Linked DNA regions of Homo sapiens: region 1 is linked to region 2. A link is an interaction called in ENCODE POLR2A ChIA-PET data of the cell type or tissue named here. Cell type or tissue: HepG2. All regions are shown on one strand. Each heading gives the region's core, and the rest is flanking DNA. Links, peaks and the distances in the headings are about the cores only. Region 1 has its middle 4.7 kb from the start of PRDX3. Region 2 overlaps GRK5 (G protein-coupled receptor kinase 5).

Region 1 (4,385 bases), core at 195-4,194, 210 kb before region 2:
TCATTCTTGGGTGTTTCTCACAGAGAGGGATTTGGCAGGGTCATAGGACAATAGTGGAGGGAAGGTCAGCAGATAAACAAGTAAACAAAGGTCTCTGGTTTTCCTAGGCAGAGGACCCTGAGGCCTTCTGCAGTGTTTGTGTCCCTGGGTACTTGAGATTAGGGAGTGGTGATGACTCTTAACGAGCATGCTGCCTTCAAGCATCTGTTTAACAAAGCACATCTTGCACCGCCCTTAATCCATTTAACCCTGAGTGGACACAGCACATGTTTCAGAGAGCACAGGGTTGGGGGGTAAGGTCACAGATCAACAGGATCCCAAGGCAGAAGAATCTTTCTTAGTACAGAACAAAATGAAAATTCTCCCATGTGTACTTCTTTCCACACAGACACGGCAACCATCCGATTTCTCAATCTTTTCCCCACCTTTCCCCGCTTTCTATTCCACAAAACCACCATTGTCATCGTGGCCCGTTCTCAATGAGCTGTTGGGCACACCTCCCAGACGGGGTGGTGGCCGGGCAGAGGGGCTCCTCACTTCCCAGTAGGGGCAGCCGGGCAGAGGCGCCCCTCACCTCCCGGACGAGGCGGCTGGCTGGGCGGGGGGCTGACCCCCCCCACCTCCCTCCCGGACGGGGCGGCTGGCCGGGCGGGGGGCTGACCCCCCCCCACCTCCCTCCCGGACTGGGCGACTGGCCAGGTGGGGGGCTGACCCTCCCACCTCCCTCCCGGAAGGGGCGGCTGGCCGGGCAGAGGGGCTCCTCACTTCCCAGTAGGGGCGGCCGGGCAGAGGCGCCCCTCACCTCCCAGATGGGGCGGCTGGCCGGGCGGGGGGCTGACCCCCCACCTCCCTCCCGGACGGGGCAGCTGGCCGGGCGGGGGGGCTGAACCCCCCACCTCCCTCCCGGACGGAGCGGCTGGCCGGGCAGAGGGGCTCCTCACTTCCCAGTAGGGGCAGCTGGGCAGAGGCGCCCCTCACCTCCCGGACGGGGCGGCTGGCCGGGTGGGGGGCTGACCCCCCACCTCCCTCCCGGACAGGGCGGCTGCCGGGCGGAGACGCTCCTCACTTCTCAGACGGGGCGGCTGCCGGGCAGAGGGTCTCCTCACTTCTCAGACGGGGCGGTTGCCAGGCGGAGGGTCTCCTCCCTTCTCAGATGGGGTGGCTGGGCAGAGACGCTCCTCACCTCCCAGACGGGGTCGCGACCGGGCAGAGGCACTCCTCACATCCCAGACGGGGCGGTGGGGCAAAGGCACTCCCCACATCTCAGACGATGGGCGGCCGGGCAGAGACGCTCCTCACTTCCTAGATGGGATGGCGGCCGGGAAGAGGCGCTCCTCACTTCCTAGATGGGATGGCGGCCGGGCAGAGACGCTCCTCACTTTCCAGACTGGGCAGCCAGGCAGAGGGGCTCCTCACATCCCAGATGATGGGCGGCCAGGCAGAGACGCTCCTCACTTCCTAGACGGGGTGGCGGCCGGGCAGAGGCTGCACTCTGGGCACTTTGGGAGGCCAAGGCAGGCGGCTGGGAGGTGGAGGTTGTAGCGAGCCGAGATCACGCCACTGCACTCCAGCCTGGGCACCATTGAGCACTGAGTGAACCAGACACCGTCTGCAATCCCGGCACCTCCGGAGGCCGAGGCTGGCGGATCACTCGCGGTTAGGAGCTGGAGGCCAGCCCAGCCAACACAGCGAAACCCCATCTCCACCAAAAAAATACGAAAACCAGTCAGGCGTGGCGGCGCGCCTGCAATCGCAGGCACTCGGCAGGCTGAGGCAGGAGAATCAGGCAGGGAGGTTGCAGTGAGCCGAGATGGCAGCAGTACCGTCCAGCTTCGGCTCGGCATCAGAGGGAGACCGTGGGGAGAGGGAGAGTAGGGAGAGGGAGAGGGAGAGGGAAGTCCAGGATTTTCTTTTGTGGTGATGAAAATGTTTTGGAACTAGATAGAGGTGGGTATAACATTATGAATTAACTAAATACCCCGAATTGTAAACTTTAAAATAATTAATTTTATATTTGGTGAATTTCACCTCAATTAAAAAAAAAATTAGAAAAAGGCCAGGCATGGTGGCTCATGCCTGTAATTGCAGCGCTTTGGAAAGCCAAGGTAGGAGGATCACTTTGTGCCCAGGGGTTTGAGACCAGCCTGGGCAACATAGCAAAACCCTGTCTCAAAAAAAAAAAAAAAAAAAAAGAAAGAAAAAGAAAAAGGAAAAGAAAAAAAAAAGAGAGAGAGAAAATGTAGAAGAAATAGGGACTAAAAACATTATATACTGTAGTCTACTCCAGTGATTTAATAGATCTAAAAGGCTCAGAAAACTGAGCCTTTTGGAGATGGAGAGACCTTCCCAAAATCACATCACTGGCTAGAAGCAGAGAGGTAGGGCAAGAACCCAGAAATTCCATACCACTGACCACCCAGCGTGTGTGTCTGATGGAGTTCAGCCTCAGCACCTTTTCCCCAGCCAACTCGTGAGATTACGTCATCCACACCCTCATCGTCTCCTCTTCTCCCTCATACTACAGGGTTGTTTTTTTGGTAGAAACAAGGTCTCGCTATCTTGCCCAGGCTGGCCTTGAACTCCTGACCTCAAGTGATCCTCCAGCTCCCAAAGTGCTGGGATTACAGGTATGAGCCACTGTCACAACAGCCTGCAGTTTTAAAGTACTTAAGCTTCAGTAGCTCAAGTCAACAAAAGGGGAGGGGGGAGGGGGGCAAAGCCAAGCCAAGGGGTCGCCTTCTCTTCTCCTTATGCCCACAGCCCTTTGCCGCCCACCTCTCCCTTCCCCATGCTGGAGGGCCTCTTGCTCTCCTATTGTAGGCGTGTGTTTTTTAGTTCCTGCACACAGGCAGTTTGGCTCATAACTAAACTTCACTATAAAAATGTAAAGCATGGTGCAAGTCAAAGCGACAGAGCAGAGTGGAGTTCCCTTAGAATTTCACCTCACTCATCCTGGTTTCAGTTTTAAAGCTCAGATGCATTAGTTAGTGCCAGCTCATAGGCAGGGTTAGGCTTCAAGGTAACATTACTTGAGGGCCTCATAATTGGCTCTGAAAGCAATTCTTTTTTTTTTTTTTTTTTGAGACGGAGTTTTGCTCTTGTTGCCCAGGCTAAAGTGCAATGGTGCGATCTCGGCTCACTGCAACCTCTGCCTCCCAGGTTCAAGTGATTCTCCTACCTCAGCCTCCTGAGTAGCTGGGATTACAGGCATGCACCACCACGCCCAGCTAATTTTGTGTTTTTAGCGGAGATGGGGTTTTGCCATGTTGGTCAGGCTGGTCTCGAACTCCTGACCTCAGGTGATTGGCCCGCAGGTGATCGGCCCGCTTCGGCCTCCCAAAGTGCTGGGATTACAGGTGTGAGCCACCGTGCCTGGCTGCTTCAAGGTAACATTACTTTCCGTCTTCCATGTAGCCCCATTCACCTGCGGCTGCCTTCAGTTAGATTTCCTGCATGATTCCTGCCCATTTTAGCCTCTGAAGTAATCTGTTTCCTGTCCTATTAGGTACCAAATAGAGAGCCCTCTGGTATTGGATCAATTAACAATGTGATTTTTTTTTTTTAGAATCTTGCTGTGTTGCCCAGGCTGGAGTGCAGTGGTGCAATCTCGGCTCACTGCAACCTCTGCCTCCTGGGTTCAAGAGATTCTTCTGCCTCAGCCTCCTGAGTAGCTGGGATTACAGGTGCCCACAACCACAACTAGCTAATTTTTGTATTTTTAGTAGAGACCAGGTTTTGCCATGTTGGCCAGGCTGGTCTTGGACTCCGGACCTCAAGTGATCCTCTCGCCTCGGCCTCCCAAAGTGCTGGGATTACAGGCATGAGCCACCGTCCCTAGCCAACAATGTGATTTTAATCATTAATAAACATGTACTGGAGAGGATCACTTAGACCCTGCTGCCGAGGAACTGTGTGTGTATCCAAGGAATACTGATAAAATCATTAAAAAAAAAACCCAGTCCAAGATTCAGCATTTTAAGAGGCATGAAAGAGGCATAATGGTTGAGTGTGGACAGCTGAGATTGACACACCAGCTCTGCTAGCTGCAGGCACGTGGCCTTGGGCAAGTTACTTAGCACATTTTCCCATCTGTAAAATTGAAATGATGTTAGTGCTTACCCCAAGGGCTTTTGTGAGGAATAAATGAGTTCATATTTTAAAGGCATTAGCACAGTCAGCAGGCACATAGTGTTCGTTATATTAAATAAAAGAGAGGTGCAAGTGAAGTGCTATCATGGTTTAGAGAAAGGGGCCAAGAAGGGCTTCACAGAGAAATCATCTATCCTGCTGCTTGGGGAAGGTGAAGGGGAAGATGGCAGGTGGAAGTGACTAGTGACCTTTGTCCCTTTGGTTTACTGTTATCTTCAGTGACCACACTATGGGGC
Region 2 (4,385 bases), core at 69-4,068:
CCACCTTGGCTTCCCAAAGTGGAATCATGCTGGATTACAGGCATGAGGCACTGTACCTGGCCAAGGAAAATTTTGCAGTGAATTAAGCAACACCAGCTACAAGTTAAAATATTTGTTCAGTATTAGCTTTGGGTTTTTTGTTGTTGTTCTTTTTTGAGACAGAGTCTCACTCTTTTGCCCAGGCTGCAGTACAGTGGTGTGACCTCAGCTCACTGTAACCTCCACCTCCTGGGTTCAAGTGATTCTCGTGCCTCAGCCATCCTAGTAGCTGGGATTACAGGTGTGCGCCACTATGCCCAGCTAATTTTTGTATTTTTGGTAGAGATAGTGTTTCACCAGGTTGGCCAGGCTGGTCTTGAGCTCCTGACCTCAAGTGATCTGCCTGTCTTGGCTTCCCAAAGTGCTGGGATTACAGGCATGAGCCACTGAGGCCCACACAGTATTAGTTCACCTCAAAATATAGTGGCTTGAAACAACAGTCAACCTTTATTAGGTGATGGTTTTGTGGGTCAGGAATTTGGGCATGGCTTTGCGATGTGCTGTTGGCTCAAGGTCTCTCATGAGGTGAGATATTAAGAAGTTGGCTGGGCTGCAGTCATCTGAAGGCTTGACCGTAGCTGGAGGATCTGCATCCACAGTTATTCACATGCCTGGCAGGTTGGTGCTGGCTGTTGGCAGGAGGGAGCCTCTCCATGGGATTGCTTGAGTGTCCTCACAACATGGCTGGCTTTCTCCAGAGCAAGCAATCCAAGAGAACATGGTAGGAGCTGCAGTGCCCTCTATGACCTAGCCTTAGAGCATCTACACCATTTCCCTAATATCATACTGGTGGCACTGGTTAGCCCTGTTTCATATGGAAAGAGACTTTCCTAGAGCATGAGTAATGAGGCAAGGATTATTGAAGGCCACCTTGGAGGCAGGCGACTACAAATATGAGGTTACAACAAATGAAATCTCATATAGGAAATGCTAAGAGGCATTCCTATCTGCTAAGTAGCCTAGACTCTAGGTGATGAAATAAAATTAGTGGGCTATCACCTGGCTTTAGATGTGCCTGACCATTTGAAATTTTATTGTGAAATGATCCACTCTGCCTCACTGGGGGCTAAGTATTCTGCTTCTCTTGTTTATGAGAATCCAGTATTTGTCTTTGTCTTTCTCTCACTGGTGTGATCCCCCAAAATGGGAAGAGTGGAGGGTGCTTATAGTTTTTCAGGTGCACATAGAGACAGTCAGAACATCTAGGAAGCCAGACCCCGGGAGCAGGGCTGTCTTGAAAAAGTGCCACTTCTAAAATGGGTTTATATAGTGCACATCTGTGGGATCATCCAGTCTCCTGGGTGCCCCACCCGCATTCCCAAATAACATGGCTGTCCTAGAAGCTGCCATGTTCTTAATGATGTCACCCCCAAGCTGCAGTTGACTGGAGCAGGAGGGGGTCTGTGAGCCAAGGCAGGCCAACGAGTCCTTTCCCTGGAATTGATGGCCTCAAGGGGAAGTTCTTCCCTGCTAGAGAAAGCTTAACATAAAAACCCTGGGAACTGTGGACTGCCATGTTTCCTACACTGGAACAAGCCAGTCAGCACCCAGAGATCATGAGCAACACACACACACACACACACACACACACACACACACCCAACACACAGATCATGGGGGCTACAGAAGTGCTTGTGTCCCTGGTCTCTGGGCTCTTGGCCCAGCTGCTTTTCTGATTTCCCCACAATTTGTTTGTTCAGCTCATCCTCAGATTCCAGGAGCCAGGAGCTTACAGTTTTGTTGAACTAGGTTAGGCTGGGATTGTTTTCACTTAGAACAAAAAGAGTAATGGGGAAAGTTAAAGACCTTTCCTGGTAGCCTTTAGATCCTTGGTTGGATGCAGAGACAGAGAAACAATTCTGAGAGGGAAGGAGGAAAAGCAGCTGGTGGGGGTGAGGATGGGTGGAGCTCTTAGGAGAAAAGTGATGGGGCAGACAGGAAGCAGGATGGCACAGCCCGTCTGTATTAGTCCGTTTTCAGGCCGCTTTTAAAGACATACCCAAGACTGGGCAGTTTACAAAAGAAAGAGGTTTAACGGACTCACAGTTCCATGTGGCTAGGGATGCCTCACAGTCATGATGGAAGGTGAAAGGCACGTCTCACATGGCGGGAGACAAGAGAAGAGAGCGTGTGCAGCAGAACTGCCCTTTATAAAACCATCAGATCGGGCCAGGTGCAGTGGCTCAGCCTGTAATCCTGTAATCCCAGCACTTTGGGAGGCCAAGATGGGCAGATCATTTGAGGTTAGGAGTTCGGGACCAGCCTGGCCAATATGGTGAAACCCCATCTCTACTAAAAATACAAAAATTAGCTGGGCATGGTGGCGTGCGCCTGTAGTCCCAGCTACTTGGGAGGCTGAGACAGGAGAATCACTTGAACCCAGGAGGCAGAGGTTGCAGTGAGCCGAGATTGCACCACTGCATTCCAGCCTGGGCAACAGAGTGAGACTCCATCTCAAAATCTCAAAAAACAAACAAAATATCAGATCTCGTGAGACTTATTCACTATCCCGAGAACAGTACCAGAAAGACCCACCCTCATGATTCAATTACCTCCCACCACCGGGTCCTTCCCACAACACAAGAAAATTGTGAGAGATACAATTCATGATGAGATTTGGGTGGGGACACAGCTAAACCATGTCACCCTCTGCCACTGGGGTGCTTATCACTTCCCCTGAGATGGGCGAGCCTGTCCCCTCCCTCTGAGAGAGGCGAGCCTGTCCCCTCCACCACGTGGAGAGATGCAGCCCCCCTTCCCTCCTGCCTTCTCTTCAGTGTTTGACTCTGGCCAGGCCACAATTCACAAGCTGGTGGCTGTGGTACCTCAGGAAATCTGGAGTTGCTCCTACCACTTTCATTCTCCACCCAATGTGGACAGGAGTCCATTCTTCCCTCCCTTCTCAGGTTCCATCCCATCTATTGCCCTAAGTTGGGCCAGTGAATCCCTCTTGACTGAGGCCTGAGAGGGCCGCTCAGATGGGAGCCGGAGCCAGAGACTAGAGAACACTTTGCCCAGGCGGGCACAAGCTCTGGGGTTGACCAGGTACGTCTGACCCTGGGGCCCCTGGGGGACACCCCCATCATGCACTGCTCGCCATTCTCACTGGGGAGCAGAAAGGAAGCAAGGCCAGTGCCCACCCATCTGAAGCACCGTGCAGGGCATCAGCCAGGTCCTGGCAGAAAACAGATGGCCGGCCCCATGTGTGAATGGAGGAGTTTAATGAGGGCCTATTTACAAAGCGTGGGAGGGAAATCAGTAGCTGCTGATGCAACACCCCTGAGCCTCCACCACCCCGCAACCTGCAGGGCCAAGGGAAGGGACTGACGCGGGATCGTGGGAGAAGACTGCCCACAGGAGTCGGGTCTGGAGAAGAGGGTCCGGGAGCCTGCGGTGCCCAGGCGGGGACGGAGCCAGCAGAAAACCACCCCACCACTCCACCCCCACAGCAGGGTGGGAGAGGGCTAGAGGGGCTCTGGAGGGGCGGCCCACGTGGTCAGCACACACGAGAAGCTGGGGCCGTGGGGGTGGATGCAGGTGTTTCTCCAGCGGGGTGCATGGTGAGCATTGTGCTGACCAGGCGTGTCACTTGTCCCTGCCTCAAGGACTCTGGAAAAGCTGACCACATCAATAATTACAGAAGCTGGAGGTGGCAAGACCTCATGGCATCTCTGACTTCATCTTCCTGTTAGGGCAGAAGAAGGTCTCCTGGGAGAAGGAGGTGACATCTAAAGTTAGTCTAAGGCCAGGAGGAATTCAGCCCAGACTGCCCTTTCTAAACCTAGGGCCGGCTTCTTTGAAAACGTGGCAGGTTCTTAAAAGCATCTGAAGGAAATGTGTCTTCATAGCCAGGACATATTTTTCCTGGCAGATTCTGAGATTGATGATGCAATTAGGGCAGGCCAAGAGAATGAAGTATTAGGGCTATAAACTAAGATGCACATAGATGTTTCCACTCTTTGGAAGGCACAGATGTAGAAATAATTCTTTGTTCCTTAAGCTCAATGTAATAGTCTGCATTTTGTGTTAGAGCAGCATCTCCCCGCAAAGGCCACCCCTGTGTTTGGCATAAATCACAATGCAGGGAGAAGGCTCATTCAGTGGTGTCTTCCCTGTTGGCACCTGGCACGTATCTGGATTATGGATTGTCATGGGTGCTCCCTGGCACCGTGGCTGTTAGACCTGAGTTCTGGGCAGGGAGAGCTCCAGGCTGGAGTGCAATGGCACAATCTCAGCTTACTGCAACCTCTGCCTCCCGAGTTCAATCGATTCTCCTGCCTCAGCCTCCCAAGTAGCTGGGATTACAGGCACCTGCCACCATGCTTGGCTAATTTTTTGTATTTTTA

What was found. Peaks named below come from ENCODE experiments on the same cell type or tissue, not always from the same donor. Only the 100,000 strongest peaks of a DNase experiment are listed, where the experiment ranks them.
Region 1: POLR2A ChIA-PET joins it to region 2 with 5 read pairs; 3 of 35 experiments call an interaction of 5 or more read pairs at or near these places.

Annotation. Positions count from the first base shown.
Region 1 is chr10:119,181,329-119,185,713 of GRCh38, forward strand. No RefSeq gene overlaps it. Among named protein-coding and RNA genes, the nearest start is that of PRDX3, 4.7 kb to the left of the region's middle. RefSeq lists an enhancer at 1,545-2,290. In HepG2, for the core only: no CTCF peak of the experiment used is centred there; a DNase peak (open chromatin) is centred at 2,593; H3K4me3 peaks cover 334 bases.
Region 2 is chr10:119,388,200-119,392,584 of GRCh38, forward strand. The region is part of intron 3 of GRK5 (G protein-coupled receptor kinase 5); the gene reads left to right. Among named protein-coding and RNA genes, the nearest start is that of MIR4681, 12 kb to the left of the region's middle. RefSeq lists an enhancer at 3,276-3,776. In HepG2, for the core only: no CTCF peak of the experiment used is centred there; a DNase peak (open chromatin) is centred at 1,692.